Regions from separate parts of the Homo sapiens genome. Here region 1 is linked to region 2. Evidence: chromatin loops called from intact Hi-C (ENCODE). Cell type or tissue: natural killer cell. All regions are shown on one strand. Links, peaks and the distances in the headings refer to the core of each region. The heading gives the core; the rest is flanking DNA. Region 1 overlaps NAV2 (neuron navigator 2). Region 2 overlaps NAV2 (neuron navigator 2).

Region 1 (16,489 bases), core at 3,993-8,992, 120 kb after region 2:
ACTCATCTTTCATTTCATATGTGTGTCATTTCTTCCTCATTATATGTTGGCCACAAAGTTTCAGGTACTAGAGGAAAGTTATTCTTAAATGGTTTCTTCATAGATCCAAAATATTTTTTTGAGCATATTGCTAGTTATCCCATCTTTAGCCGTAATCTTTATCTATTTATTTACACAAATGCCTAGGGATATCATCAAACCAACCCTCTCTTTGAAAACTTTTTGACCATGTCCTATAAATAAAAGTGTCCTAATGTCAGTGTTAGAAGTTAGCAAGTAGTTCTAAACCAGGGGTTGTACCTCAAATAGCAAGTTTAATAGAATCAGTCTCCATTACAGTGTTTCTCCATGTTTCATAATCCCAGTGAGTTATTTGAATTTCTGGACAGTGGTGCCTTGAGTGGTTTTTTCCACTCTCCCAGAAAAATTCCACCCCTCACTCTCCATCCAGTTTTTTAATTCTTCTTTAAAGGCTACAGAGCTCTGACTGAGATTTGCTATCCCTTGTCTTCAGTGCAAGAATATCTCAAGTTGATCTGGAGTTGACCAGTGGCCCCGTTCCCCATTTGTGCTGACGGCATCCTGTTTCACTAGTAGCTTCAGTGTCCTCATTCATTCTGTACACTTCTCACTCATTTTGTGTTATCTTGGATGGGTGGCGAGGTCTAGTGATACAGACATCAGGGGTTTAGTAATTTTGGTTGTCAATGACTTGCATTGGAAGCAAGCTAAAAAGCCAGTCTAGTGTGACCCTCTCATCTTTCTGATTAAATTTTCTTTTTTAAGTTACTAATGGCTCTTAGTCAACTTATTTGTTATGACTAAACACAGATAGGATTAATTCATATTGCTGTCTCTAATATGCAATCGATAAACATGGTCAGCTTTGATTTTCAAAGTGACGAGAGAGATATTTTCTACGAAAAATAGTGGTTATTCCATTTTCTTCAAGAAATAAAACGTGCTTATGTTGCTTTAAGACAACTCCCGCTTATCAGTCAAATCAGGGAAGATGGATAATTGGCATCCTCAGCTAATCCCAAAGCTTAGCTCTGTCTGATCTTTGTAATCTCCTCTTCCACCTGGCTTTTCACCAGAGGTAGAGGCAAGGATTTCAGGTGATGGCTTGTGTCCCTAATCCTTCTGTTTCTGTGACTGCTCTCTGGAAATATTATCAGAGGTAGGAAATGGGAGAGAAAAGGGATCTAGATTTGCCCACAAGCTGGACATGTGGTTTATTATAGATGAAACCTGTTGATGGGAGAAAAATCTCATCAGTTTTTAGAATGGCCTGTTTTCTGAATTTTTCAGTGGCTAAGAAAACCCCTGGAACGTATTTTCACAAGGAAAAAAGACTTTAGAAAAAGGAAATTACTTTTAAAAGGCCTGTTTTCAAGATGAAACATTAGTTTTTGGCCTAGAAAAATCTGATTATGGCTTTCAGAGAAGACATTGCATTTTAATTCTTTATGTTCTCATTAAAATGTTTAGGTATCCATTTCCTGCAACAGAGGCGGGGGGGAAAGAATTTTCAGATCCATCTCATGATTTGGGGAAATTGTAATATACTAGTTCCTTTTCCCCCCATATGGTTAATAAATTTCTTTAAAATAACCATTTTCTGAGTAACAAGTGACATGGCTAATTTGCTGCTTATTAGATTATCTTCTTATATACACAAATAGCTGAAACTCCTAAGTGGATAGGTTAAGGAGCTATACAGCCATCCAGGGCCAGTGTGACAGTGAAGCTAGAATTGCTCAAAAAGAAGACATCCTCTCCAACCTCCCCCAAAATTTAAAGCACAGAGAGGTGACTGACAAGAAAAAAGAAGAGAATGAGAAGCACAGGAAGGTGGGAGGCAGCCATTTCAGCCAGACAGGGAAAAGCTGGAAGAACTGGAATTGTAGAGGACTCCCCAACCTGCTATTCCCTTCCTTTCAGAAGGGAGGAACATGCCCCCAGTGCTTTTAAAGATTTGTGTTCCTACTGGAAACCTCCCCTGTGTGTGGTGTTTATTATTAGCCATGTTGTGTCTGAAAGTCCGAAGCTTTCCCTGTCACTGGCTTTCTCTGTTAAAAAATTGTCTTTTTTCCTCCCCCTTCCCCATTTTTGCTTGCGTTTTCTCTGGCAGGTCAATGAGGTAAGCAAGACCAACTTTAATATCAGATACCAAGCTAACCCATCCATTGATATGACTAACCTCATCCGCATCCATCACCGTGTCTGAGCATCCTGCTTTGTTGCTGTGTAACCTCATCTTCCCAACATCCATCTGCTGAGCCAGACTCTGTGTTGCTGTTGGCATCTAGTCTTGAACCAAGAGTAGGCATGGAATGTTACCCACAGATGCAGTCCCTCAAGCTGGCAACACCAGATAACTCTTCCTCCCTTAATGCACTGATTCAAAAGAGCTCTTGGGAACCTCTTCCATTGGTGGGGGGAAAAACATGGGAGAATTAATCGCTTTTTTGTGTGCATGTCTCTGTTTTGCCAAGGCCTAAGCATTGGTTGCCCCCGCTGTGAGACTGACAGTCTTGTATATTCAGTTACGCAGCTCCTTCAAGCAAGCTTTCGGGAAGAAGAAGTCCCCAAAATCTGCGTCCTCTCATTCAGATATTGAGGAGATGACGGATTCTTCTTTGCCTTCCTCACCAAAGTTACCGCACAATGGGTCCACAGGTTCCACCCCACTGCTGAGGAATTCTCACTCCAACTCTCTGTAAGTCTGTCTGTCTAGTCAGATAACATCTTTGGCCCCTGAGAACCTTCTCCAGTAGGAATGGCTAGGAGTCCTGTTATGACACATCTGCTCCTTGGGATCCTTTATGCTTTGCTTTAATAGGACTGTGCATGTTCTTTCAATGCTTTAGGACTGGGAAAGTTGAAAGAGAAAAGAAACTTAGGTTTTCGTTCTGATGGTGTCAATATCCATAACTAACTGGTTGGCCTTAAGCGGGTTACTTAAATTCTCTTTGTTTCCATACCTCTATATATCAATTTGGGATAATGGTTTTTGTGTACGTATCCTAGCCCTAAGAATTGGACGAGATAAATGGATATACAGGAGCTTGCTTCCTGCAGCAGTAAGAAAGGCTGGCCCTGCTCAGTAGGGCTGAATTTCTTTTGAAACCATGGTGTTCCAGGTCTAGAATTAAAGAACTGGAGCACAGGTAGTCTGCAAGGAAAGTTGTCAGAGAGATGAGACAGTGCATGGGAGAAGAGGGAAGTCATGGCCAGGGTCAGGACAGCCACTGAGATAGGGTTAGAGAAAGAAGTTTGGTTGTATAAACTTCAGTTTCCTCACTAGTAAAAATAGGGTTCATTACATCTACTTCACTGGATTCTTGGGAAGGCCAAGTTAAATACTATGCATGAAGGGCCTTTTCCATGCTGTTCCATCTTTCTTCATTCTCAGGGGGCCAGGTCTGTGCCGCTGACCCTAAGTCCACTTAACCAGCCAGCCCACTGAAGACAGCATAAGTGTCTTAAGGCCCTGCCTTAGCAGCTTACCAGATGGGTAGAGGGAGTACAGGCAAAATCAGCCTGTCCAGAGGCCAGATCTTTGTAGTATACCAACTGCATGGGAGTGGAAGAGAGGAAACAGAGGATAGTAGGGTTATGACCTTCTTTTGGTTTTGGTTTTGGTTTTGTTTTTGAGATGGAGTCTTGCTCTGTTGCCCAGGCTGGAGTGCAGAGGCATGATCTCGGCTCACTGCAACTTCTGCTGCCCAGGTGCAAGCAATTCTCCTGTCTCAGCCTCCTGAATAGCTGGGACTACAGGCGCATGCCACCATGCCCAGCTAATTTTTGTAGTTTTAGTAGAGACGAGGTTTCACCGTATTGGTCAATCTGGTCTCGAACTCCTGACCTCAGGTGATCCACCTGCTTCAGCCTCCCAAAGTGCTTGGATTACAGGCATGAGCCACTGCACCCAACCAGGGTTATGACTTTTAAGCAACCTCACCCACTATTGAAACATGGCCCTGTCAGGGTCTCTACTTTACTGAGTTAGATGATCAATTCCTCTTTTCTTGGAGAACACCCTAGTAAGAGGTAGCCACAGGGGTGTGTACTTCCTACTGCTATGGGTGAGGGTAAAATTGAATGGGGGAAGGAAGAAGGACACTGAGGGACTGGACTTCGGTTTGGCCCTGCAGTGCCCAGCCCAGTGTCCTGTGTTATTTTGAGTGAAGAATTAGACAAATTACTGAGAGAGTGTGTCCTCCTCCATCTGCAGAGTGCCTAAGGAAAGAGTAAAGAACCAGTTGCCTGTGACTCTCACACATGCCATCATCCCAAAGCATCCCAACTCAGTTGTCTCCTGACCAGGAGAAAAAGGAACTCATCATGTCTTCTTTATTTATTGATTTAAACTTTTTGTATAGCAACCTGTGTGAGCAGAGCACTATTCCAGATGCTCTGAAGAGACCAAAAAGGGGTTAACCAAGCCAGGTGCAGTTACTGTCGCCTGTAATCCCAGCGCTTTGGGAGGCCAAGGAGGGAGGATTGCTTGAGGCCAAGAGCTGGCAACCAGCCTGGTCAATATAGTGAGACTCTGTCTCTACAAAAAAAAATTTTTTTTAATCGGTCAGGCATGGTGTTGCATACTTGTAGTCCCAGCTACTTGGGAGGCTGAGGCAGGAGGGTCACTTGAGCCCAGGAATTTGAGACTCCAGTGAGCTGTGATCACCCTGTACTCCAGCCTGGGTGACAGAGTAAGGCCATGTCTCTATTTAAAAAAAAAAAAAAAGTTAAACAGATTCTCCACCCCTGAGAAGAGTAAATACTAGTGGAGACATGACATAGTACAGTTCATTCTACTCCTGAACTTTCACTCTGAAGGCCCCATTCTCAGTTGTGGTTACGATAAAGTACAACACAAAGTTCCTACTCATGGACCCTGTATACCAAGAGAGGAGATGAATGTTAAACAAATAAATCCTGAATAAACTAGGAAAATTAGAGAGTGCTAAGGGCTAATGCTGTGAATTAAAACAGTGCTGAGATACAGAGTACCTTGGCAGCAACTTTAGATGGGGTGGTCAGAAAAGAGCCCTCTGAGTAGGTGACATTTCAGCTGAATCTGCATGCCAGGGGGAGCCACTGGGTTAGTTTCAGCGGGTAACATTAGCTGCTGTAACAAACTCAGCCCAACGCTCAGCAGCTTTACATATGACTGTTTATTTCTTGCTCACTCCAAACCCAGTGCAGATAGTCCTAGTCAGCAGGTGGCCTGCCCTCTAGTGATGTAGGCACTGAGGCTCCCGCCATCCACAGGGCCCAGTCCACTGCTCAACATTCTGTGTCCAGCCAGTGGGCGTGGGGGTTTGGAGAGTGCAGAGGAACCTGCAGGAGGGTTTTAAGGACCAGGCCTAGAAGAGGCTTATGTCGCCTCTTCCCACAGTCCACTGACCAGGACTCAAAGCCATACCACCTGCAGCAGAAGAAGTGAAGGAGGAAATGGGCTTTGGTGAACACATAGCAGCCTCTGCCACCCCAGCCTCCCAATGAGCAGGGCAGTCTTCCTGACCCAAAAAATAAATAACACAAGGAGCCTGATGTAGAAACAGGTTCGATATGTCTGAAAGAGAGAGGGATGGACAGCGTGACTTCCCACATATGCGAGTAGGCTACAGCCACAGACATAGTCAGGGCCTAGAACACGCAAGGCTTTGAAGTGAATTCGCATCCAATTTCATGTATAATGGGTGGGTGTGGTGGAGTTTGAAACAGGAATATGAGATAATCTGAATTTACAAAGATCAGTCTCTGTTCTGTGTATAAGGAATATGGGGAAGGGAGATCACCCAGGGGCTCTTAGCCACTCTGGCCCACTTGTTCTTTGAACATTCCAATCACACTCTCCACCTCAAGGCCTGTGTCCTTCCTGTGTCCTCTGCCTGGTGTGCTCTTCCCTCAGATATTTATTTCCTTAGGTCTCTGCTCAATGTGACTTAATGAATAAGGCCTTGCCCATTCACTTGCATAAACCAACATTCTACCATGAGCCAGTGCTCCCCATGGTCCCTTTGCCCCTGCTTCATTTTTCCCCATTGCACATGTTGCCCCCTGACACCTGACATAGAGGTTTTCCTTGATTATTTGTTCTCTGTCCCCCACCCCAACCCCAGATCTACAGTAGAAGCTCCATGGAGGTAAGTACTGTATTGGTTTTGCAGGCACTCAAATATTTGGTGGAATGAATGAGCCACTGATAACAGTAGTGAGTTCTGGATGTATTTAGGAGATATTCTTGAAGAAAAGTTGACAGTGTATGGTGATGGATCAGATGTGAGTGCAAGGGAAAGAGGAGAGCCATCCTGGGATATTCCTAGATTTACAACTTGAGTACCTGGGATGAGTGGGAGACACAGAGGGGGGCAGAGTGGGGAGTCGGAGCACTACTTTGGTTCCATTAAATTTGAGATGCCAGCAGACATCCATATCCAGGTCAACCAGCCTGGACTTCCTAGAGGTGTAGATTTGGGAGACACAGACTTATTGGTGGTGTCGAAAGCTGGGCAACTGGAAGAGTTCTCCAAGGGGTTGAATGAAGACGAAGATGATCAGAGGGCAAGAGGGCAAGAGGACTGAGCTCTGGTGCACTCTGATATTTGAAGTTCAGAAAGAGGGAGTTACAGCTGCCGGCCAGCAAGGTGGGAGGAAACCTGGGAGCAGAGAGGAGAAACTGTTGCTGGAGGGAGTAGGAACGGGGCCAGATGCTGCTGGGCGGCCAAGTAAGATGAGCAGAGAGAGGCGGTGATGCACTCAGCTGTGCAGGACCATGGCAGAACTATCCTCCAAGCCACTTTCCCCAGAGGAATCGGGTGGGGTTGGCTCCTGGCTCCCCAGCCCTTTTCTTACATTCCACAGCATCCATGCACACTGGAGATGTTTGTTTTTGGTCTCGTTTTCCAAAGGGTAGGCTGAGAGCAAATGCTTGTTTCCAACCTCGAAGGGTTTGTAAGAATGTGCAAATCTAGATGTGAGAGGGAGTTCAAAGACAAAACCATAGGCAGAGGAGTTGGGCTTAGGAAATTCCCCAATCCGTGGGCAAAAGGAATGGTAGTTGTGGTAAGGCAACGTTTTCCCACACTCGAGGCATTTTAAAATTAGGTATGCCACCAGCCCTGACTGTGGACAAGACAGTGGAAAAAGGCTTGAATCACAGTTAAGGGACTGAGTAGGGAAAAACACACATAAGGTGTCTTCAGTAAGCAGTTTATGAAGTGGACAAGCATGTATTGAGCGCCTAGTGGGTATAGTTCAGGAACACAGGCTCTAGAGCTGAGCAGACCTGCCAGGTTTGAATCTGCCTCTATCATTTTTACATGGTGCAGTCTTGGGCCTGCTTGTGTCCATGTCTCTGCCTCCCCATTTTAAAACTGGAGATAATTACAGTACCTCTTCATGGAGTGAGTAATGTACAAAGGAAATGGAATAATATACTTCAAATACCTAGCCCATTTGTTTAGGTATTCCATAAGCATTTGTTAGGTACCCATTATGTAAATGTGATCAGATGCCAGAAATGATGCAGAGAATAACCCTGGTCCCTGAGGAGCCAGCAGCCAAGCAGAGGTAACATGTTAAGTTGAAATGAAATTATCAGCGATACAGCATAAGTCTAGTCAGGGAAGGAACTAGGGGAGAAGGCTCTGTCTTGGGCATTAGGATTAGGGACTAAAGCTTAGTTAAGGCTGCTGCAAAAGAATGTGTTTTCTTTTTTGTTTTGAGACTGAGTTTCGCTCTTGCCTCCCAGGCTGTAGTGCAGTGGCGCGATCTTGGCTCACTGCAACCTCGACCTCTCAGGTTCAAGCGATTCTCCTGCCTCAGCCTCCTGAGTAGCCGGGATTACAAGTGCCCGCCACCAAAGCTACACCACCCAGCTAATTTGTGTATTTTTAGTAGAGACGGGGTTTCGCCGTGTTGGCCAGGCTTGTCTCGAACTCCCCACCTCAGATGATCCACCTGCCTCAGCTGGGATTACAGGCGTGAGCCGCCAACCCGGGCCAAGAATGTGTTTTCAACATCATGTCTACGTTATAGGGCATCTGTCTCATGAGGCCTCATCATTGTGTGTTTCTGAGAGCTGGCTGATTCTGGAGGAGCATAGGGAGGACAAAGTCCTCCCAACACAGACTTTCTTCATTTCAGTTTGGTACCGTTTGTAAAGTCAAGGGTTTAGGCCAAGCTCTGCAAAGTAACCCATGTGATACGTTCCACAACGTGAGTGCCAAGAAGGTATTTTCTCTCTTGCTGAGAGCTTTCTGGGAAAAGGGTGCAGATCAGGTGAAGATGACTTGAGCAAGGTGCCTTATCGTGGAGTGCTGGACAGACGAGCCTCACATGGTGTCAGCCAGAACAGACTGTTCTCTGCAGTGAATCTGAGCCTTCAAGATTCATGTAGGACATGATTTGGCTAAGAAGGGAGTATCACAGTGAAATTTTGTTCAGACTTTACACTCCATTTAAACCAAGAAACCATAGTCTTCTCAAGATAGAACCAGTTTTTGCAAGCTCCTCCTGCAAACCTCCCAAACCGAAGAAAAAAAAAAAAAGCATGGTTCTATCAGTAAACCTCACAAACCACAGGCTATTCAAAGTACAGAGAGCTGAGAAAGAAAGGATGTTGCAAATTCTAAAGACATTTCTGTCTCGCCCTTTTAGTCCTGAATCTATTGGCTTCAGTCTCTCAAAAGTGTGAGATGGAAATAATTAGATCATTTTCAGGAGTTCTTTGGGTTTTTCAATAAGATTTTGAAGCTAAGAATCTTCCTTGGTGACTGGTAACTTTTAAAAACATAAGGTGGTTTTACCGTGTCTCTCAAATCAAAAAAGTTCAGGTTCAGGTCAAGAAAAGAGCAACAGAAACATTTGGCTATTCAAGTGTTAAATTTTTCTTCCAGTTCTTTCTGCCCCCGAAATACAATTTCATCTCTTTTAACAATTTTATAAATCATTTTCCTTTGGGAATTAAAATTTCCACACCCTCACCCAGTTTTACAGGTCAGGTTTTGTTTGGCCCCAAACCCATAGCTTGGGTCTTGGAGAGCCAGACTCATGTGATCATTTATTTCTGCAGAGACCACATGCTCATCATCTCCTTTAGACATAATCAGCTTCAGCTTTGTAACTTTATGAACTTGAGAGTGGGGGTGTTTGGGGTTGTTTTTCTGTCTTCAGTCCAAGAAATGTCAAAGCTTTCTATTCTGGATCACCCAGTAACCCAGATGCTAAGATCGTCGAAACTCACAGAACTATTTTTTTTAAGAGAACTATCTTTCCTAACATTGCAATTCATCACGACTTGTATGATCTTCTACTTTGTGCTGATTTGCCAGGTGTTTGAAGAGCAAACCTAAGTAACTAAGGAGCCTAAGCTAGAAGAACCACCTCTTCAGAAAGAGGAACTCAACAGGGTCCCATGGTGACCTTGACCTGGTGTGCAGCAGGGAAAAGAAGATAATTAGCCAGGCTGTTGCAGAGTTTTCAGATACAACTTTGGCTTGCCTGTCACACCATCCCGTCTGTTCTCTAACTCCCTGAAGAGGTTTCCCTTCTTGCCCTGAGTGTGTTAAGCAGTGTGGGGGCTGAGAGAACTAAAGAAGGTTGATCTGTCTAGACACTTTTAGGGGAGTGAGTTTTCAGAATGTGATCAGGAACAGATTAACACCTTCCACGCATATCTTTAGGTTTCATCCCCATTTTGGCAAATAAAAATCACCCCTCAGTTGTTTAATAAAGAAGTTTCTAATCTTTAAAACTGTAAGCTGACCCTGCTTCTCTGAGTCGGTTTGGAACTCAAGGGCGTGTGGTGTCATGGAAGCCCAGCTGTGTACACATGGTGGGGGAGGGGGTTATCAAACTGGAAGGTTACTACTCCCTTTTGCCAGCTCCTGCTTATCCTTATATTCCTGGAATTTTGCTGAAAGGCACACCAAAGCCATTCTGATTGCCAGAGCTCAGCAAAGAAAGAATGTAGAGAATGAAATCTTGTCTCTAAAAATAAAAATAAAAATAAAATTTAAAAAGTGAAACCACAAAAAGCAGGAAAAGAGTGAAAGACAAAAGTAGGAACTCAGGAAAAGAGTGAAAGACAAAAATAGGAACAAAGAAAAAGGACAACAAATAGAAAAGTAACAATACAGTAAATAATAATCTAACTATATTAACGATTTTAAACATCAGTGGTCTAAATAAACCAATTTAAAGAAGAAAAAAAGAATACAGAGAAGGAATAAAATCTGTTTTCAGGTGCTTTTGGCATTGTCACCCACAGGAAGCACCAGGCAGCTGGTTATTCACAGTTACTGCTAAACAAACCTGATGATTGATGTGGACCAGTGTTCAGTAGGGGACTAAAAGGAGCTGCTTTCATCAGTAACATTCCTCTTTCCCTAGAATTTCAGAATGCATGGATAGTGAAGCTGAGACCGTCATGCAGCTCCGAAATGAGTTAAGAGACAAGGAGATGAAGCTGACGGATATCCGCTTAGAAGCTCTCAGTTCTGCCCACCAGCTGGACCAGCTCCGGGAGGCCATGAACAGGATGCAGGTGAGAGCCCAGGAGCATGGGCTGAGCTCAAGGCTGTCTATGAAGGAGCTCCCAGAGGCTGCTCTCCACTAAGCCCTGAGGGCTGCATCAGAATCTGGTGGCGGCCCTCGCTTTCCCAGCCTTTATCTCTTTTCAGTCCCTCCCACACATTGCTCAAAGACCCAGTCTTTTGGAAGAATAAGAGTACCCATGCTCTTCCTTTACGTAATACTTTTGGTGACTCCCCTGGTGCCTGTGGCATGTGGTACAGTCTCCTTCAGCTGGCCTTCAAGGCCTTCTGCAGGGTCGTTTCCACTGTTAATCCACACCACCCTCCCCAGCTCCTCTTCCCAGAATCTACTCGCCAGCCAGATGGAGTCGCTGACTGCCCCCTTTGCATCCTTGGAAATTCCTCTTTCATATTGTTCCCTCCACTGGGTATATTCCTCTGCACATCCAAGTTAGACCCTTCCCTTAATGCTCGGCCTGATTCCTTTCCAAGTCTTGCAGCTGGAGAGTTAGTACCCTTATCTGAGTATTCCTGTAGATTTGTTCTTACAGCCCCTCCCACCTTCTGCCATGGAGTGAAGACATTTGGGTCTTCTGGGCTTTTTGCATACCTTTCTGTGGACATAGCACCAATGCCTTGCACATTGTAGGTTCTTCATGAATATTCGTAGAATGAAAGATACCTCTAGAGTCTGCTGGGATCTTAATGGAGTCAGTGTTTCACAAAGGAGGTTCCCTGAAACACTCTTTCCATGAGAAGCTCTATGAAAGGAGAATACCTTGATCAAATATGTTTGGAAAATGCTGCACACCATGTGCCTCTGTTCAATTCATGGCGTAGAGGAGCTCATTAAAGATTCTGAGAAGTCCTGCAGGAAAGAAGCCTGTAAAAGCCAGAGTTGCACAAACCTCTTAGATCATAAGACTCTTTTTCACTTAACCCTCAAGCAGCAGACTCTGGGAAGCATTTCAGAGGTCTTTTCAAAGGCCTGTTCTCTGAATGGATGGACCTCCCATGGCAGCATGTCTTATGTCTACCGCAGGGTTAGCAAACACTGCTAAATCTCTCTGAGGGTGTTGTTCGCCTTGGGTGGAAGACCAGCCTGGTTTCTGCAGGGAACTTTCAGATCCTTCCTTCAGAAAAATCTTGTTCACATTACTTCTGCCTACTAAGGGAGCTTCTCCATTACTCTTTGCAGAGTGAAATAGAGAAGCTGAAAGCTGAGAATGATCGGCTGAAGTCAGAGTCTCAAGGCAGTGGCTGCAGCCGGGCTCCTTCCCAAGTGTCCATCTCTGCCTCCCCGAGGCAGTCCATGGGCCTCTCCCAGCACAGCTTGAACCTCACTGAGTCAACCAGCCTGGGTGAGTGGCCTACAGGGTTTGGGGGCAGGAATGGACCTACAGCTGGCACCCTGATCTCTAAGCGAGAACCCCAAAATAAGCAGATCAACAGATCAAATGGAGAGGCAACAGGCGTGTGTGCACTTGGGGTGTGTATGTGTCTGGGTGTGAGTCTGCTACCAACATGAGCCCAGCCGTTAGACTGCTCTCATGCTTTGCTCCAGCACCCCAAATTCTCCAAGCCCTGAGCTTGGATCCCCTCGCCCACCATGCTGAGTTTGTTTGATCCATTTTAAGAGGCTGACCTGCAAGCTGAATGCTGTACACAAACCCCATAGTAGCAGGTCTCAGTTGAGGCAGTGGCTTGGTCTATGATCTTCCTGCCTTCAGGATGGATTCCAGGCTGGTGCAACCATCAGTGAACACAATCTAGGTTTTCTTTGTAAGCGTATTAAGGCTGATGCTTTTATTTTTTATCCATGATGCTGCTGCTGTTGTTGTTTTGGTTGAGTCTCTCCCTCGCACTTCCATCCGGCAAGGTGCATTGTCAGCCTACTGGTTCTTTGGTTGGTCCACCATTGGTTTCTGTGATTGCATTCTCCATTTTGCCCTCTCCTCTTCCCCTACCCCCCCACCCCCTGCACCCTGACACCTGTTTGTCCCGCTGCTGTGCCAACCTGCAGCGGGGGTGTCAGGAAGCTGGCTTTGCTGTCCCCATGTGCCTAAGGCTGTTGATGTTTTCCATTCGCAGACATGTTGCTGGATGACACTGGTGAATGCTCGGCTCGGAAGGAAGGAGGCAGGCATGTTAAGATAGTTGTCAGCTTTCAGGAGGAAATGAAGTGGAAGGAGGTTAGTTGGATCCCTTTCCCTGCTTTGCCTGTCCCTCCCCCAGGTAGAACTACCTAGCTTAGTGATCTAATTGTAAAACCTCTATCACCTTGGAGCCTAAGGTGATTTGGAAATACTACTAACCCTTCTCTTAACTAACCATAATCCCTTGCAGCATTCTGACACAAGTAAAGTGTGCGAACGGCATTTCCCTTTCTCGTGTGCTTGAAAGTCTAATAAAGAATACTAAAAATGGTCCCACGTTTCACTTTCATGTAATTAACTAAACACTAACATCCATTGGAAAGGGCCTTTCTGAATGTAATATACTCCCAAAGCACTTCAGAGGCAGCTATGCACATTCAGCATGTAAGGTACAGAAATAAACTGACCACATGCAGCCGACCAAGAGCACCAGTTTTATCGGTCATCAGTCACCAAGAGTACACATCTTGGTAGACATCAAGGGATGGAGATGCCAAGCCCTGGGAGCATGCAGGTGGCTGAAAATAGAGCTAGTGGGGCGTCCTGACTCCCCAAGGCTGGGGAATCCGAGTTTTCCTAGTACGGTTTCTGTTCACTTCCAAAGTCTAGGAACTTCCAGAGTCTATACCACTGCCAGAGACTATTTTGGGATGGGGGCTAGAGCTGATATTGAAAGTTGAATTTTAGCCAGTGATTAAAACCCAGTGATGCTTTGAATGACTGTTTCTCGAATAAATGTAAAAAGGCCTCATGAGTCACCATTTCAAGTTCCCTTGAGTTTTTTGTTTGTTATTTCTTAGTATTTCTAGCCAACATGCTATTGTAGTTTCAGACAGCTAGGGAACCCACAGAACAAAGCGTCTGCAGCCAGACCTTTCTTAGGGGATTCAGCTTTGCGGCTGGCTTGCTAGCCTCACTATAGGGGGTAAGCTCAGCATTTTGGCACTTCCATTAGCGTCATCTAGCCATGAAATATATAGTAGATAGCTCCGTTTTCAAAACATAGCTAGTAAAGTGATGGACTGTTAGGGGAAACTCGTTCTTTTTTCTTTTCTTTATCTTTTTTTTTTTTTTTTTTTTTTTGGAGGCAGAGTCTCACTCTGTTGCCCAGGCTGGAGTGCAGTGGTGCGATCTTGGCTCACTGCAACCTCTGCCTCCCAGGTTCAAGCGATTCTTCTGCCTCAGCCTTCCAAGTAGCTGGGACTATAGGTACCTGCCACCATGCCCGGCTAATTTTTGTATTTTTAGTAGAGATGGGGTTTCACCATATTGGCCAGGCTGGTCTCAAACTCCCGACCTTGTGATCCACCTGCCTCGGCCTCCCAAAGTGTTGGGATTATAGGCGTGAACCACCACAGCCGGCTGGGAAACTCATTCTTACAGTAAATGCAGGTTACACCTTGTGGATTATTTATTCTAGTGATTGTCAATATGAACACATAGAGCATACCTTTTACAAAAGTTTACAAGTCACCTTCAAAAGTTATATTATTCTGCATCACTACAGCATCCAGGTGAGGTTGGTTGACCAGGGATTATTATCCTCATTATACAATTGAGAAACCCGAGACCCCAAACATTACTTATTTGAAGCCAGGGGCAAGTGGTGGGGTCAGATCATGTCACTGCAAGACTGCTGCTCTTTTCTCTGCTGATTTTGCTTAGCCGCCATATGACACCTCCCCCACCTCCACCCAACCACGCTCCTGACTCTGATCCTTATGAGCATGTAAAAACCCAATATTATGGCATGTTCTATCAGCTTTTCTTTTATCACTGTGATCTGGTTAGCTGCCACTACGCAAAGCCCTGTGAACAGAGATGCAAAAGAGTTAGAAAAAGATGTTTTGAGAGTATTCTTCCCAGAGTTTTACTAGTTTTCTGAGTTGCACATGTTTTAAGTTTTAACAAGAATAAAAACAATAAATGTTATTTAAAAACAAGATAGAAGAAAAAATAGAAACACATTTTGTCCTGACAATGTTTAAGATCTAGTAAGGAGGTAAACTTGATATGCAAAAATATGACAGAAATACCTAAAACTAAATATAAATTAGTACAGAATATATCATTATATAAGTTACGTACAGAATTGCCGAAGCAATTTAAGCTCTGAGCCTGATGGGGTTAATCACTGAAGGCTTCCTGGAAGAGGTGAGTTTATAAGCAAGGTTTGAAAAGAGAGAGATGCTAGACAGATGTGGAGAGAGTTCCATACAAGGAATATGTGATTTATGCCCTGTCTGACACATTTACTTAGCAAAAGTTTCCATATTCCAGAGAGGAAATCCTCTTTTCCTGACTCTTGGACCGCTGTTTTAGCAGTAAAGCAGGGAAAGGTATTAAGACTATTACTTCCACCTAAGTTATACCTGGTTTTAATACAAATAGGACTTTTATTCCCCTCTCAAACCATTGGCGGAGTTCTAAGGCAACCTGAGTCCTCTGCTGAACTGAGTCAGAAAAGATCCACCTGTTTTTCACCTGTGTACATTTCCTTACCCTTAGGATTCCAGACCACATCTCTTTCTTATTGGCTGCATTGGAGTTAGTGGCAAGACGAAGTGGGATGTGCTCGATGGGGTGGTTAGACGGCTGTTCAAAGTAAGTGTTTCAAGACAACGGCTACAGCATACTACCTAACATGGGCATCCGGGCCTGGGGAGGAAAAGAGAGGTTGATGTCCTGAGCTTGGCCATTTCTCAGACCTGTCCCCTTCCCTACATGTTAATGTTGCTGGAACTTGTTCCCTGGCTCTCAAGGGAATGGAAGGACAATGGTAAGTACAGACTGGTCATCGGCCAAATTCTTGCCGTCTGCCCTTTGCAGTGGTGGGCCAGCTAGTGAGTGTGATCTGAGCAACTCTTTGATCCTCTCACAGTGAACTGCTAATGTCCAACTCTCTTTTCACCTTAGAATTGTGTCTTAGGACATATGCTTCGGAGTATGTAATCTGTGGCCAGGGCTTAGACACCAGATTTCTAGCCTTCATTTTGGGGGATTTGATCTGATTTTCCCGGTATCCTGTGCCAACACTTCAGAGTCTTTGATTTGTTTTACGAGTGACATTAATGTCTGATCGATGGCCAGGCTCAAGGATGTTGCCATACTTATTTCTCTATTCTTTTTAATCACATCATTAGATTGGGTGTTTGCCATGGGATAAATAACTAATGAGTACCAGGGTGAACCTTGAAACACATGGTGATTTGAAGGAAGCTTTTGGTACATTTTTTCTATTGTCCTGAAGTAAGTCAACAACTATAAGGGCTCATTAATCATATTCCCTGAGTAGTAATAATAGTCCACGTTTTTTGTGCCAGACACTATGCCAAGCCCCTTATATTATCCCATTTAAAGGTGAAGAAAGTGAGGGTCAGGTTGGGCACTTTTTCAAGGTCATGGATCTAGAATTAGACCCCGTTGGTCCAGTTTAGTTGGTCTGACTTCAAAACCTAACTTAACTATTATGTTGGTTCAAAAGTAATTGCACCACCATAATTACTTTTGCAACAACCTAATAGTACACTATAGTTTCTTTCTAACAGCTAGATCCAGGTAGCCTCATACAGAGAAAATTCTGTTTTTTGACTGGAGATTGGTCCCCATCCTGGTAAGCCAGCCTATAGAAATGAGACCAGAGAAGACATATGAATGGCTTAGATGGACCGATTCTCCGACCTAGGCCAAAAACTTATCTCTGGTGATGGACAGTTGGGACATCCTTGGATTAGAATAACAGTTTGGGCTGAAAAGAGACACATTGGCATCATAGTAAGTGAG
Region 2 (16,489 bases), core at 5,662-10,661:
AAGGGCTCAAAGCTAACGCACCCTGCCTGGGATGTGACCACAGATCAAGACTCTATGCCTGCCTTGGAAGAATCATTGCATCCCTTCCTTCGTCCCCTGGGTCCTGGTAAGAAATCTCCCTGAGAAATGGAGGTTTTGACCTTTCCTCTTAATCCTGAAATAACTGCAGAGTGAGACAGACACACTGGCATGGACACCTCCAGAGAGCTGATGATTTTTGAGACCCAAAAATGAAATAAGATTCTGAGCCTAAGGAGAGGCCCCAAGTTTGTCTCCAGAGCCTTCTACCTATAAATCAAGCCCACATTCACTTCTTGATCTTGGGAACAGTGGGAGACAGGGTCTGTGGTTATCTCCACTGCATCACTGGAGTCTTGTATCCCTTTCCCAGAGCTTTGTGCTTGTAATCATCCAGTCATCTGTTTCGAAATTAGAAAGCTCACATACTTGAGCAGTGAAGTTTAAAGGGTGAAGTCAACTCAAGTTGTCAGAAACATGGGACGAAATAAATGTGGTGTTGGCTCTATAGAGAAGGGGGAAGGCCACAGAGGACTCAACAGCGCCTGCTAACCCATGACTTTCTGCCAGTCCTGCTGTGGTGGCACTGTAATTCATAGTCGCTAACTGCTTTGGAGAGTTTATTATGTGCTAGGCACTGTGTTGAGCTCTTTACATGCTTTTTCTCACTTACTCTTTCCACTAGTTATTTGCAATAGAGACTGTTTCTCGTCCCAGTTTTACAATCAAGGGGGCCAAAGCTCTGAGAGGTGAAGTTACTTGGCCGGGCCACACAGACAGTAACTGGTGGAAGCAAGCATTCAGCCAGGCTGATTCAAAGCCCGGGATCCCAAGCACCCTATAGGATGGCAGTTTACTATAGCTAGTCCCCACACTCTGAATATCCGAATATATGGAAGGCAAGACCAAAAAGGAAGAGTGTGCACCTTCTGAACATCGGAAGCCCTGGATACTCCCAGTGCCATTTGAAGGAGCTATGAAGGGACCTGAAAGTGCCATTTGGAAGGGTAAGGTACAGAGGAGTGAGTTATGTAGGAACTGAAAAAAATAGCTGGAGAATGCTTGTGCAAGGACCATGGAGGCTGTGGCAGGGGCAGAGGCAGATACTTCTCTTTGCCTCGAAAGCAATATTATGTGTTTAATTTCAATTAAATGTCACAGGTCTTTACTGTAGCATGAGAAACACTTGTGTCAACATTCCCCAGTGCTTATGCAGAAAGTGAATGGGGGCAAAACTGGTTCTCTGCGTGCTGGAAATGAAAACCGATGAGGTGCTCAGAGGCAGGAAAGTTCAGATCAAGAGCCAATTCTGCACAGTGATTTACCGAAGCGCCTTACCGCGATGTGGCTTCCTGTTGTTAAATCTCATGAAAGTGGGCATTTCAGTCACCTATGGTTTCTAGACATGATACCCGAATTTCTCTGAGGAAATTCCACTCCCTCAGCCCCTCACCCACTGCAAACCCAAACAAAACCCACAATTACAAGCTCAGCGCCACCCTGAGACCTCAGAATTGTGCACGGCAAGTTAGAGCTTTATTAATCGAGTGACTTTTGCCTTACTCTTTGGGAGTTGTTAATTAAAACCACTCAACCATTGAGTTGAGAGAGAGGGAGAGAGACAGAGATTGAGGACAGCTAACAGACTGGATTTTCTCCCTCCTTTGCAAGCTGGTGTAGCTATTTTAGAAGCTGACACGGACGTTACAGTTGACTAAACCATGCACCAGATTTGTATGTGAGGCTCCTTGGGAACAGCTTTCATTTAATGCCCTGTAGCCAGGCCCTCAGGGTACAAAGAACCTGCCTAGCCTCTGACCAAGTATATATAACGGTTAATAATAATGACCATTGTAATAATATTAACACGACTAGCTACCGTTTATTGAACACTTTTAAATGCCAGGCACTGTGCTTTATATACATTATCTCTTTTCATCCTCTTTTTTTTTTTTTTTATGAGACAGGAGCTTAGGAGCTCTGTTGTGCAGGCTGGAGTGCAATAGCATGATCATAGCTCACTGAAACCTCGAATTCCTAGGCTCAAGCAGTCCTCCTGCCTCAGCCTCTTGAGTAGCTAGGACTATAGGCATGTACCACCACACCCAGCTAATTTTTTTAAAACATTTTTTGTAGAAATGGTGTCTTGCTATGTTGTCCAGGCTGGTCTCAAACTCCTAGCCTCAAGTGATCCTCCTGTCTCAGCCTCCCAAAACGTTGGGATTACAGGCATAAGCCACCACAGCTGGCCTCATTCTACTTTTTTTTTTTTTTTTTTTTTTTTTTTGAGATGGAGTTTCACTCTTGTTTCCCAGGCTGGAGTGCAATGGCACGATCTCGGCTCACCACAACCTCTGCCTCCCGGGTTCAAGCAATTCTCCTGCCTCAGCCTCCTGAGTAGCTGGGATTACAGGTGCGTGCCACCACGCCTGGCTAATTTTGCATTTTTAGTAGAGATGAGGCTTCTCCATGTTGGTCAGGCTGGTCTGGAACTCCTGACCTCAGGTGATCCACCCCACTCAGCCTCCCAAAGTGCTGGGATTACAGGTGTGAGCCACTGGACCCAGCCTCCTATTTTAATCTCTATGTTCTAGGAACTCCTCTTCCCATTCTCCTGTTGAGGACACAGGGATTTGGGGGGGCGGGGCCACTGGTAACTTGCCTTAAGGTTGCAGAGGTGGTGAGCTAGGGAGCTGGGACTCAAACTTGGACAGCCTGACTTCAGAGCCTGAATTCAACCACTCATTTCAGGACTTTCACTGAAGCTGTGTACACATGTCTAAAATGTAATCGCTCTTCTTTCCCCCAAACCTGTTTTTCTTCTGTGTTTCCACCATCCATTTTTTTTTCCCACACCCAGAACCCAGAATCTTAGACTCTTCCATTCTCTTGTTCATGGAACGCCAGTCACTGAATTTGATGGATTCCATTTCTTAAGTATCTCTTACTATGGTTTTTCTCTCATCTTGCTGCTAATATTTCTCACCCAGATGATGACAATTCATCCTTTCACTAATTGCCTTTCTTCTGATCCCAATGCCCATCCAACAAATCCATTCCACACATTGGTGAGAGAGATCTTTCTAGAGCACAAATCTGATTATATTCTCTGCTTACATTCCTCAGTGGCTCTTCACTGCCTGCTGAGAAAACTCTGTGTTTTAGTTACTGTTTCTGTACAACAAATTACTCCATAATGTAGCTTCTTGAAACTACCATTTCATTATGTTCATGGGGTCTCTGCACCAGGAATTGGGACAAGATATAGCAGAGATGGCATATGTCTGGTCTGCCATGTGTGGAGCCTCTGCTTGGAAAACAGCAGGGCTGGCATTGACTTGATAGCTGAAGGCTAGAGTTATTCCAGAGTTTGTTCACTCCCACGTCTCACTCCTGGGCTGGGATGACTTGAAGGTTAAGATGGCTGCAGCCTCTCCACATGGCGTGGCTTCCTGGGGATTGGCAAACTTCTTACATGGAGCTCAGGGCTCAAGGGCAAAGGGTACAGTGAACAATGCAGAAGCTGCCTCACCTTTTATCATCTAGCCTTGGAAGGCAGAGACTGTCCCTTCTGCCATACTGTATTGGTCAAAGCAGTCACGAGCCCTCCAGATTCGAGAGGAAGGTGCATAGATCCCACCTCTCAGTGGGAGGATGGCAAGGTCACCTTGCATGTGGGATCCAGAGATGTTGCTGTGGTCATCTGTGGCGAATACAGTTCACAACAATATATCCCCATACCACCCAGTGTGATATACACGGCCCTCCCTCCATAGTCTCACATTGGAGTGTCTGCTCCATGGAGACACAAGCCTTGTCTTTCTTGTACATTATGTATCCCCAGTGCCTAGCACAGAGCATGGTGCATCATGGGCCCTCCTTTTGCATTTGAGAAGCTAACAAATGATCAACTTGCCTAGCCTCATTTCTTCATTTCCTGCCATCTCCTTCATCCCCTCACTGACCACCCGTCCTCTCCCCACCCCAGCTGCCATCCTGTTCCTGCCACTCTGAACCACAGACGTTTTCCTTGATACAGACACCATGCTCTTGTAACTGAGCCTTTGCATGAGTCTGCTCTGTCCATAAACTCCTCCCCATCAATTACCACCCACCTGCCACAATCCTTCAAGAGTCTACTGCAGCTAGGAAGCCTCCGCTGATGCACATTGATGGACATTGATGGTCTCCCTCCTCTGAGTTTCCAAACGCCTGGTAACAGCTCCCAGATGGCTTCTCTTATGTTCTTTGGGCTAGTTTGTCCCCCAGGCCAGAATATCCTTGAACAGAGGGATTGTGTCTTTTTACTCTCTCACGTTTCCAACTTCTTCTACCAGACCTGTTGTGTATGCTTGGGTAATATGAGCGGAATGAAAAGAGAGAGAAAGGGGGTGATAGTAGGAGCAGTGCTGCTGCTGCTGCTGCTATTAATAATACAGGTCGTGTTCATTAAGTACTTTTCATGTGGCAGGTGCTTTTCAGGCATTATCTCATTGAATTCTCGTAGAAATCCTGGAAGGCCTATAACATGTGATTGTCCCCATCTTACAGATGTGGAAACTGAGGATGACAGAAGTCCCTTGTCCAAGGTCATACTGCTACTAAAGGGTGCGGCCAGTTTCAGGAAGCTTGAGAGCCAAGCCTATTCTCTTGGTGCTGCCGCCTGTTGCACTTTAGGCTCTGTAGACCCAAGGATTTTCCTACCTTTCCTTAGAGCTCTACAAAGCCTAACCTTCAACTGGATTCATAGAATAAGAATATGGGAAGCAACAGAGTTTCTGCTAGCTAGACAATATCAAGCTCTGTCTTATTCTCGGTGCTAGGTTTTAAGGGGTTCAGAATAAGGCAGAGGTTTTTTTTTAGGAACAGGTAACAAGGTGCAGGATTCAAAACCCAAAACATAATAGAAATGTTTGTAGAAAGTACAAATATTGGCTTGGCATGGAAAGTACTTAGAAAAGCAGTAGGTTCCAGGGGACCAAACTTGAACCATAGGTGGAAGTTAGACAGGTTTTTTATTGCCTAGACACCAAGGTGACCATTAATCAGCATAAGGAAAAATGTGCCCAAAAGTAGACCTGTTAAAACTAGAGGCAGTTTTGCAAGGACATGAGCCCTGTCACTCCCTGTTCCTGGGAATATTCACTCAGAATCTGGAAAACTCTGTATCCCAGATATTACAGAAGGGGTTCCTGCATGAGGTGAAAAGGAGACAAAGAGGTGATCTTTCAAAGGTCTTTCAGTTTTATGATTCAGGGTATCCAGGTGCCCAGAGGAATCATTACAGCTGGATTATAGACTGAGCAGACTGGGTATTGTATTCTGGAGATAAGGATCTCCTTGGAAAGCCACGTTTCCACAGGTCCTGCCAGCCTGGGGGTGATAGTAGAGGCACCAAAGACATTTCTTCTGAAAAATGTTTAACCCATGACTCCTTCTAATAAATACAAAAATTGTGCACACCTCCCTGCTGCCCCAGGTTCTGATCTGGAAGATAAGGAAGTGGACTGTGGCTACAGTCCAGATAAGAGTATGAGGACCGCTGGAAACACAGTGTCTGCACACCAGCTGAGATGTTCATGAACTTTACTACCTAGAGTTCATATGATGAAAACAAATAGGGTGTTGTTGTTGATGTAGTTTTGTTTGTTTGTTTGTTTGTTTTGAGATAGAGTTTCACTCTTGTTGCCCAGGCTGGAGTGCAGTGGCGCAATCTCGGCTCACTGCAACCTCCGCTCCTGGGTTCAAGCTCCTGGATTCTCCGCTTCCTGATTCTTCTGCCTCAGCCTCCCAAGTAGCTGGGATTACAGGCACATACCACCACACTCAACTAATTTTTTGTATTTTTTTAGTAGAGACGGGGTTTCACCATGTTGGCCAGGCTGGTCTCGATCTCCTGACCTCAGGTGATCCACCCACCTCGGCCTCCCAGAATGCTGGGATTACAGGCATGAGCCACTGTGCCCAGCCTTAATAATAGGTCTTTAAAGTGTAAACATGTTTTACTGTTGAATGTGCTCTCTCAGTATGCAGATCCTAGGGAATTCTGCTTTGCCTTCAATCCCATTTGAATTATGATTTTAGCTTATCTGTCTACCTTCTTGTGGAAGTGGAAGCGTTTGAACAAGTTAAAGAGTGAAAAAAGTCAGATACCCCATTATTTGGTCTGTGTAGCAGTATCAGTCACTATGACCAGCTCCTGGTGCACTGATAGAAGGTAATTTGAGTGTCCTATAGGCAACTGACCATAGCTTGGCTCCTACTCTGGAGGTCATTGGCCTGTGTTTCGGCGACTTCTCAGCCTGTCTTTCCCCCCAGAGTGCTCCGACTGCTGCTAGGGCACCCCTGCCACACCCTGTTCCCAACCGCCTTGGCTTCTCCTTGTCCGCAGGCTGGCTGGGTTGCCTGGGTGCTTGGCTGCTTGGCTTCTGAGTGTCTCATGCCCAGGTTACCTCAAGAGCTCCAGCAGCTGCCTTCCTACAGGGAGAAACGTGCTCATCCACACAGTTTGTGCCACACCCTGTCCCTCTTGTGAACACACCTGTGGTACTGTCCTGACCTATACATATTGAAATTCTAAAAGAGAAACACAGTTCTTTTGCTTTTCAAACTGTGCTCCCCACTATACTGCTTTCACTTTTCTAAGAATCAAATACAATGGGAAATTTGGCCATGGAGAAATGAAACTCGCTTCAGCTCAAGTTCAGGATGCCTTAGGGTGTGGCAGTAACATTGTTCCCAATACAGTGGACTCTTTGCTGGAGCCATGCTGTCCCTTAAATGAGACCCGGAAGGCCCACATCTTCCTGGAAGTCCTTTTTGGACCCTTTCTGTATCATTGTCTACTATTGATAGTATTTGACTTATCTCTAAAGCAGATGCAAGGATGCATCTTATTTCTCTTTGTGTTCTCCAGATGCTTAATGCATAAAATATACATACACTATTCCTCCCTTTTCCATAGGAGATATATTCCAAGACCCTCGGTGGATGCCTGAAACTGCAGACTGTGCTTAACTCTATATAAACTATGGGGTTTTTTTCCTATGCATACATACCTGTGATAAAGTTTAATTTATAAATTAGACACAGTAAGAAATTAACAACAGTTGGCTGGGCGCAGTGGCTCACACCTGTAATCCCAGCACTTTGGGAGGCTGAGGCGGGCGGATAATGAGGTCAGGAGATCGAGACCATTGTGGTTAACATGGTGAAACCCCATCTCTACTAAAAATACAAAAACAAAATTAGCCAGGCGTGGTGGCAGGTGCCTGTAGTCCCAGCTACTCAGGAGGCTGAGGCAGGAGAATGGCGTGAACCCGGGAGGCGGAGCTTGCAGTGAGCCGAGATAGCACCACTGCACTCCAGCCTTGGTGACAGAGCAAGACTCTGTCTCAAAAAAAAAAAGAAAAAAAGAAAAAAGAAATTAACAACAGTAACTAACAATAAAATATAACTATTGTTACAATATGCTCTAATAAAAGTTATGTGAATGTGGTCTCTCTCTCTCTCAAAATATCTTATTGTACCATACTCACCCAATGTGAGACCACAGTTGACTGTGGATGACTAAAACCATGGAAGGTGAAACCACAGACAAGGGAGGACTACAGTGAAAGCAGTTTTTTGTTTTTATTGAGACAGAGTCTTGCTCTGTTGCCCAGGGTGGAGTGCAGTGGCATGATCTCAGCTCACTGCAACCTCCACCTCCTGGGTTCAAGTGGTTCTCCTGTCTCACGCTCCCAAATAGCTGGGATTACAGGCATGCGCCACCATGCCTGGCTAATTTTTGTATTTGTAGTAGATATGGGGTTTCACCATGTTGGCCAGGCTGGTCTTGAACTCCTGGCCTCAAGGGATCCATTTGCCTCAGCCTCCCAAAGTGCTGAGATTACAGGCACTGCACCCAGTCCAACAATTTAATTGTTGATTGTTATTTATTCTTTCTTCAGTATACCAAGAAACACTTGGTAGGTACCTATCTCGAGAGTTGAAGGCACAGTTATAGGGACTGGGGATTTTGAAGCAAAAGTATTGGTTCTGAAATAATAATAACAGAGCTACCTTTATTGAACTTGTTGGGTGAAGGCTGGAGCACAAGAAGAAAGACAAGCCAACAGTTATAATAAATGTGAAATAAGGGAGCCAGGCTTCAATTTTATCATAAAAGACAGAAAAAGGATTTATTGAACACACAAATACATTTAAATGAAAAAAACCTTAGTGACTACTTTCTACTTGTATTTTCTTGGACAAATCACTCCAATTCTCTGAGTCTTCATTTTGCATCTGAAAAATCATTAAACCAAGTAATCTTTGAAATCCCCCCAGATCTAATGTTCTGTAGTTCCATGAAACTGCCTATCATGAATGTTTTTCTCAATGCTCTGTTGCACTTAAAATGAGGTTTTAGAGTTCACACCTTCTCAGTGTGGTGTCCTCAAGTGGGAGGTGGGGGAGATGATCTAAAAGACATCCTGTATTTCGACATTAATATGCTAGATGAGGCAGACCATCATGGTGTGGGAACACTGCATGCCCAGGTGAAGATAAGCACAAGTGTTTTAGTCATTGAGAGCACATCATCTGGTTTTGGGGAGTTTGTGTCATGTCTGGCCCCACAGGCACGTTTTTGAGTAGGACACACTTTTGCCAACCTTAGTAGAAAAGGGCATTTTTCCATTGCTCACTATGCGAGGGACGGGGGTTATGTGGTATGTGCCAAGCTGAAGAGGTTAGAGTGATTGTTCTTTTCTTGTGGCCTGTGGTTTGCATAGGGTGCCTTTTCACTGTGGGATTTTATCTTAAGACTTTCTACCATGGCCTGTTTTCTTTTTAGGGGGCAAGGGGATGGAGAGATGGGTTTGGGACCTATTTTGCAGGGTATAAAAAAGCCTTTTTACACCCCAAAGAGAGAGCTGTGAGATTTCCCTTTCCTGGCTCAGGGCATGGGTGGGCCCCCCGGTAACACCCCAGCCACACAGCCTTGTTTCCCCCCATGTGAATGTATCATATGCAACTTTTGTGGATGTACAACACACTTTTGGATAGTTCCTGTTAATATGGAAATCTGGTACCTTAATTAGTTCAAAATCTGAACTCTCCAGGAAGACAATGACTGATTTCCATCCTCACATATTTTAACTCAATGTTTTTCAAACTTTTTTCTGTTTTGAGACAGTCTTGCTCTGTCACCCAGGCTGGAGTGCAGTGGCACGATCTTGGCTCATGCAACCTCCGTCTACTGGGTTCAAGCAATTCTCCTGCCTCAGCTTCCCAAGTAGCTGGGATTACAGGCACGTGCCACTATGTCCAGCTAATTTTTGTATTTTTAGTAGAGACGGGGTTTCACCATGTTGGCTAGGCTGGTTTTGAACTCCTGACCTCAGGTGATCCACCCACGTTGGCCTCCCAAAGTGCTGGGATTACAGGCATAAGCCACTGTGCCTGGCCCAAACTTTTTTCTTTTTAGATGTCATGCCCCATCCTGAAAGATCTCACACCCTGACTTGGGGGTGAGGAGGTGCAGAGCTGGAGGGTAAAATTAGATGTGGCTTTTCAGAATCACTGTATCTTTAATAGCTCCACAACAACTCAAATTTTGTCAAACTTTAGCTACAGAATGCATTATCAAAAACATTGGGCCTTGAACATACTTTTCAAATTCCTGCTCCCTCCCTGGAGATAGGATCATTCCTACAGACAACCAGTGTTCTCAGCTGCCTGTGTACAGTTTCTGAAGGTGACATCTGGACGAGTGACCAGGGCCAGCATTTCATGTTGTCAGCTGTCATGTCTGCTGTTCTTGTGGATTCAATGGCTGCTAATTTGAGCATCCGATAGTCACCTAGTTTTGCTTAATCCTCTACCCTTGAAGGCCAAAGGTCTATATATCTGTTTCCTTGGTATTGGTGGTTTATTTTTTGAATCCCATTTAGAATAAGTGCCCAGAATAATCACTGTCTTGATGAAAATATCACCTGGTAGAAACTTAGCATAGAAAACCATACACCGAGTTCACTTTACATGTTGGGTCCTTTGTGTTTGTACATGCGTGTCTGTGTGAACTACCTGATCTCCCTCCCCCAAGCCAATATTGCCTGGCAGACACCTTCAAGATGCTATGGGAGGCTTTCTTTCTCTAAGGAGCCTTTTCTGGCCTCTCTGTGCTTTGGCCTTTACTGAACCCCATGCAAATATTTACACATCTGCTTGCCCCAAGCTGACACTAAGCCCCTCAAGCTCAAGGACTGAGTCTGATTTTTATGTCCCCAACACCCAGGCTAGTGCCTGCCTCTCAGTAGGTACTACATAAATGTTTGTTGCACAAATGCCACCACCTTAAACATAGGCCTCCTCTGGGCAAAGTCCTACATGTGACTCTATGTGAGCCCTTCCTGCAGCCTCCCTACAGTGCTTCCAGAAATCTAGTTGTTCGCTGAGGTTGAATGATGTTCCCAAGGTCTGCTTTTTGCCTTTGTCTACAGCAGGGATTGTCTCACAATTACAAATTAGTCGCCTTCTCATTCTGTCTATTCTCAGTACACCGTGGCATTCTTTCAGCTGCAGTCTAGAAAAGACAAGGTGAAACTTGCATGAACCTAAGCCAAAGTGCCAGCTGATTTCTCCCCAGTTTGGTAAAGACTTTTGTTGTTACCTGGGGGGGTCTACATGAACCCAGAAGGGAAACAGACACTAGATGTCAGATTCCCACCCCTACAGGCTCTAGTCATCTTCCAAAGGGAACATACAATCCTCAAAGCCAACAAAAATTCTGCTGACTTAATGTGAAAAGTGAGCCTGTGTCTCAGAGCACTCTGAGGCTTGGGGAGCCGTAGCAGAAATCGCAGGAATGATAAGACTTACCAGCCCACAGATGATGATTGGCAGGTGTGTTTCAGTGCATCAGAAGTGTTCGGGAGAATGCATTTTCCAAAAGACGCATGAAGCTTGGTAGTATGTTTTACCACCACACAGAAATTCTCTACTTGATCAATCTCTCTGCTAGGAGATTGGTGAAAGCCAAGACCCAAGCAGTGGTGAGATTAAGCGTGTGTGCTAAAATTCAGGGTAACATGTGAATTGTAGCATTGCCATGAGCCACTGCGGAATTGGTTTATAGCAAACAGACAAGTCTTGCAATGTAGAAACCATTGCAGAATACGTTGAAGGATCTACTCAGCCAGGATCCACTTCTGTCATATTCTGTTGACAACGTAGAAGGCTTTTCCAGAGGAAGAGCATCTGATTATGATGCCACACTGAGCTACCTGTGTGTTGTCCATAATGCTTTGAATTCAGCATGCCTAATACTGCTCCCTCTTGCCACTTGCCAGCCATCTGAGTTTCCAACAGTCGGACTGTCCTGAGGCCGGTAGGCATTTAACTATGAGACCATGAGTCACTTGATATTTTAGAAGAAACTTAAAGTAGTAACAACTTTTATCAAGCCTTGATTTGAGATGGAGGAAACATTGGGGATCAGCTTCAACCTAGGTTAATGTGGATATTGTCCCCTAACACAGAGGGGGCCAAGAGTAGTTACTAAGAGGATCTGAAGTTTAAATTACTGTTACAGTGTAGCCACATTATAGTCAACTAATTCTTAGGGAAACTGAATCCAATCTAGCACACAGTTCTTCCGCCCAGGTCTCATGATTTAAGGCAACATTTCTCACAGTTTTGGCCTGACTACCTGCAAGAGAATTACTTGCATGTCTGTTAAAAATGCAGACTTGGGGGAAAGGATGAATAGGTGGAGCATGGGGCATTTTTAAGGTGGTGGAATTATATTCTGTGATACTGTAATGGTGGGTAGGTGACATTCTGTATCAAAATCAGTAGAGCTGTAAGACACAGAGTGAACCCTAATGTGACTTTAGTTAATAATAATGTATTAATATTGGTTCATCAGTTGCAACAATGAACCACACTAATACAAAATATTAATAATAGCCCAGGAGCAGTGGCTCACGCCTGTAATCCCAACACTTTGGAGGCTGATGTGGGAAGATGGCTTGAGCCTAGTTCAAGACTATCCTGAGCAATGTGGCAAGACTCCATCTCTACAAAAAATTTAAAAATTAGGGCATGGTGGCATGCGCCTGTAGTCCCAGCTGCTCAGGAGGCTGAGACGGGAGGATCCCTTGAGCCCAGGAGTTTAGGACAGCAGTGTACAGTCTACCTTGGGTGACAAAGCAAGACCCTGTTTCTAAGAAAAAAGTGTACATAATAATAGAGCAAAGTGTTGGGGGGAAGAGGGGATATAAAGGAACTCTGTAATTTCTGTACAGTGTTAGAGAAATAATCTCTTAAAAAGTAAAGTCTGTTTTTTAAAAATATGCAAGATTTGGGCCTCACTAAATACATCTTGCGTGTATGAAGCTGAGGCCTTGGAATAAGCATTTTGGTCAGGCTCTCCAGAGGATCTGCCTGTATTCTGAGGTTTGAGAATTCCTGGATATCAGTCCATCTCCTTTCACCATCTGTTTCATTCTAAGAAAGAGCTTAAAGGGGCTTTGTCTAGAGAACTGTCTCTTGTGTGTTAGGATGTGTTTCATCTTTCAGAAGGTGGACAAAAAGCTTCCTGCTAATGCTAGAAATATTTGCTGCAATTCCACACTGACAGTTGAACCACAGTAAAGACAATTCAGGCAAGACCAGTTTCAGACACAGGAACTGTCAATTTTCGAACGTGTGCAGCCTTTCTTCAGAAGTGTGCCCTGCCTGCGTCCATTTCAAACAAGCGTAGCCATGGATTATAATTAAAATTTTACATATCTCTATTGGTTTAAGGGTGATAAGTACACTATTGTTATAATCCTTGGCTCTTTGTGCATCGGAGTATGTATTTTATTAGGGCTATTATAGGCCTTTCAAATTAAAATGCTCCTGGACTTTATATACGTATAGATCTTTTTCAACCAAAATGCTCTGGAAATTAGTATTAGATGGAATTTTATTAAACTTGTGGAAAGTCACATTGCATTTTGCAAAAGACACACAAACCTTGGTAGCCTGTTTCACCACCACACAGAAATTCTCCACGTGATCAATCTCTCTGCTAGGAGTTTGGTGAAAGCAAGACCCAAGCAGTGGTGAGATTGAGCCTGTGTGCTAAAACTCAGGGTAACGTGAATTGTAGCAATGCCATGAGCCACTGCGGAATTGGTTTATAGCAAACAGACAAGTCTTGCAATGTAGAAATCATTGTAGAGTGTGTTGAAGCATCTGCTCAGCCAGGATCTACTTCTGCCCTGTTTTAGCAAAGTCACTGCTAAGGTGGGGCCTCGAGGTCTGTGAGCCAACTCATGCTGGATGTGAATTTTGCACATATGTGAGATGAGGTCCCTAGCTTTCACTCGTTTCTCCAAAGAGGTTAATAAGAAAGTTTAGGAATTTCTGATTTCGATAATGGTCTGTAAACTGGATTTGGTTGTAGTTGTTTTTAAAATATATATGTGCCATGCTATTGAAATATTGCATATACTCTATAGCGTGCAAAAACATAGGAATCAGAAAGATCTTGATGAGAAATAAATATACGTAGAAGCACTTGCGTTTTCACTCCTGGATCATCTGTGCTCCCCTCTACAGAGACCACTGCCCGGGTCCAGTGCTTCTTTTTCTTTAGTGTGCACACAAATCACCTGGGGGGTTTATGGAAATGTTGAGTCTGATTTAGAAGGTCTCGGATATTGCTTTTTAAGACAGCTTCCAGGTGATGTTGAAACTACTGCTCCATGGCCCGTATTTCAAGCAGCAGGTAGATGGAGAGGCGTGTGTTGAGTTGAGCTGCAGACAGCGACTCCCACGCTATCTCTTCTGTCTCTCTCTCTTTCAAGCAGTCCTCAGCACTGGCTTTAGGAAGTAGAAATGGCAAAAGTCTGTGACACCAGTTTTCCCTGGCGAGGCTGGCAGGGGGCCCCTGGGACCTTTTGACTCCTCTTTAACTCAGGCCCACCTTTTCCTGCTGCTGCCTCTGTCCCCATGGCCTGCTAGATCTGAGCCCTTGTTTGATTAGCTTAGCAACATCTTTGCAGTACTCCCCAGTGAGGTGTGCTCTGTTGACTGGGACTAGCCAGAGTCAGCTCCAGAACTCCTGAGTGAGTTCACTTCTGCAGCAGCCTTGACTTCCTGCTGTACCTTGACCAGAGGATTTATCTGGGTTTTCCTGGTTATCTGGCTCACTTTGCAGCAGAGAAGCAGGGGCTGGTGCCCCTTCAACTGTGTGTTCTCCTGGGGGATGGCTCGTGGCCATTGAAGAAACTTTGCAGCAGTGCAGTCTATATGCCATGGTCACGTCATCCTATGCTCTGAACCAAGGTGGTGTGTGTTGTGGCCACAGGAGACTGTTCCAGGCTTGAGTGACATAAGGGAAGATTTTACTCACGATGTACATTGAACTCCCAAATCCTCCTAAAAAGAACAAGTCGCTATCAACTTGGTGACATCCTGAAGAGCTGACAGTCCTGGAGGACAGTAGGAAATCGCATAAAGGGTGCCCCAATTTTGCATCAAGCAGAAAGGTAGGAAACTGGTTGGATTCTCTAAGTCACATTTCCCACTGGCCTCTGTCAGCGGTTGTTGGAAGCATTCCCCCAAAGGCATGAAGGCCAAAGATGTGTGGGTCTGTCCGAAGAATTGCCCACTAAGTCATAAAAATGAAAGATTACATTTCTTACCCCTCTTCCACCTCACATCCTCTTGTTTCTTAACTGTGTGGATTGTGCAGTCTGTCTTATTTATGGTTAAAGTCCTGTTACCACAGGGAACCCCAACTGAGAAAGGCATTGTCACCTTGGGCTTTCTCTCCAAAGGTTGTTGTTGGTTTTGTTTCATCTTGTGTCAGTTTGGGGTGACCCATAATCAGGAAGAGGCAATACTGTGTTCTTCGCTTGAATTTCACCTTTATTTGATTCTAAAATATGTAAGAATATGCTGTGAGTAGGATATTAGAGTCACTGCAACATGTCTCTGAACTTGTCGTGGGGGACAAAGGTTTTGATAAATATGCCACGTTTGCCTGAACATTTATGCCTAAAAACTCATTGAGGACAAAGTGGTTTCCATGTGTTTCCTTAGCAAAATTTTAAGTATTCACTAAATTTTAGTGCTGCAGTTTTATAATTCGCACTGAGAAATTAAGCCCTTTTTTTTTCCAGTCATATTTTTGCATTTCAGAGCATTCTCTTCTTCCTTGAGCCAATGTGGCCACTGCTTTTCTTTTCAGAGAGGTCAACTTTTTTCTTTTTTTTTTTTTTTTTTTTTTTGAGACAGGGTTTCACTCCGGTTGCCCAGGCTGGAGTGCAATGGCACAGTCTCGGCTCACTGCAACCTCTGCCTCCCGGGTTCAAGCAATTCTCCTGCTTCAGTCTCCCGAGTAGCTGGGATTACAGGCGCCTGCCACCACGCCCAGCTCATTTTGTTTTTTTTTGTTTTTTTTGGTTTTTTTTAGTAGAAACGGGGTTTCACTATGTTAGCCAGGCAGGTCTCAAGCTCCTGACCTCTGGTGATCCACCCACCTCAGCCTCCCAAAGTGCTGGGACTACAGGCGTGAGCCACCACACCCAGCAAGGTCAGTTTTTTTTTCAAAAGGATGCAGGCAGCTTTGTTAGACTCGCTGGCCGGTGCATCCTCCTACGACCCGGAGTGAAGTTGATTCATCTGTCTTCTCAGAGGCCCTAAACTAAAGGGATTCTTTTCCAGGTCTGTCCAGAAACTCGATTTGCATCCTAATAAACTCAGAGAATGAATGTCACACTGTATTATAACTGAGTAGAGGGGCCTGTGAAAGCATATGATGTTTGGGGATCTGGATGTTGATGACATTGCTCAACAACAAGGGCTTTTCGTCAGCCCCCATTAGTTTTTTCAATCTAATGCAACAAAGTATGTGTTGATATATACGTCCAGATATTTATATTGTTATTGGCAAGGAATATTACACACACATTTGTAATTATTCCATGTTTCTGTGTCCACGTTTCAACCAAAAGTGTGTCCAAAAAATAGAGACAGGCTGACGTGTCTTCGAAGAAAAGTAATTATGTAGGATTGATTTGTTTTCTGTTTGTTCTTTCATTTCTTGCATCTGAGAGGTTTTTTTTTTTTTTTTTTTTTTATGTCATGCTCTATTAGAAATGCACTCGACTAGAGCAAGTCGGTACGTATTTCTTTCCTTCTCTGTCCCCTCTCTCCTCACACAGTTCTTGACAGAGGTGATTTCTGGTGAGATTAGTGGCAGTCAGTTTGTATTACTTATGCAGGCCATGTTGAACTGTGAACTTTGGAAATGAGAAGCCACCTTTCGCCGCTTCTGAAGGTGACTCACAAAGCCAGTTTCACTTGGTTCCACATTGTTGCATCATTACATTTAAAGAAAGGGAAGAAATCTGTTTACTAAATGTTAGACTTGAAGTCTGGAGTATTTGTTCTAGCAGGTCCTGTTAGATTCCACAGCTTTTTCATA

What was found. Hi-C counts contacts between places; a loop is a spot of excess contacts. Peaks named below come from ENCODE experiments on the same cell type or tissue, not always from the same donor. Only the 100,000 strongest peaks of a DNase experiment are listed, where the experiment ranks them.
Region 1: a loop joins it to region 2, with 2.0 times the contacts of the local background. A loop is called at or near these places in 2 of 110 quality-filtered maps.

The regions. Positions count from the first base shown.
Region 1 is chr11:20,080,458-20,096,946 of GRCh38, forward strand. NAV2 (neuron navigator 2) reads left to right here. Exons shown (of 38, transcript NM_145117.5): 26 at 2,550-2,722; 27 at 10,408-10,561; 28 at 11,749-11,911; 29 at 12,642-12,742; 30 at 15,215-15,310. Among named protein-coding and RNA genes, the nearest start is that of NAV2-AS2, 39 kb to the left of the region's middle. In natural killer cell, for the core only: no CTCF peak of the experiment used is centred there; no DNase peak of the experiment used is centred there.
Region 2 is chr11:19,962,532-19,979,020 of GRCh38, forward strand. The region is part of intron 10 of NAV2 (neuron navigator 2); the gene reads left to right. NAV2-AS3 (NAV2 antisense RNA 3) reads right to left here. Exons shown (of 2, transcript NR_174949.1): 2 at 16,168-16,489. Among named protein-coding and RNA genes, the nearest start is that of NAV2-AS3, 11 kb to the right of the region's middle. RefSeq lists enhancers at 7,611-7,740, 15,950-16,489 and a silencer at 16,452-16,489. In natural killer cell, for the core only: no CTCF peak of the experiment used is centred there; a DNase peak (open chromatin) is centred at 8,620; H3K27me3 peaks cover 694 bases.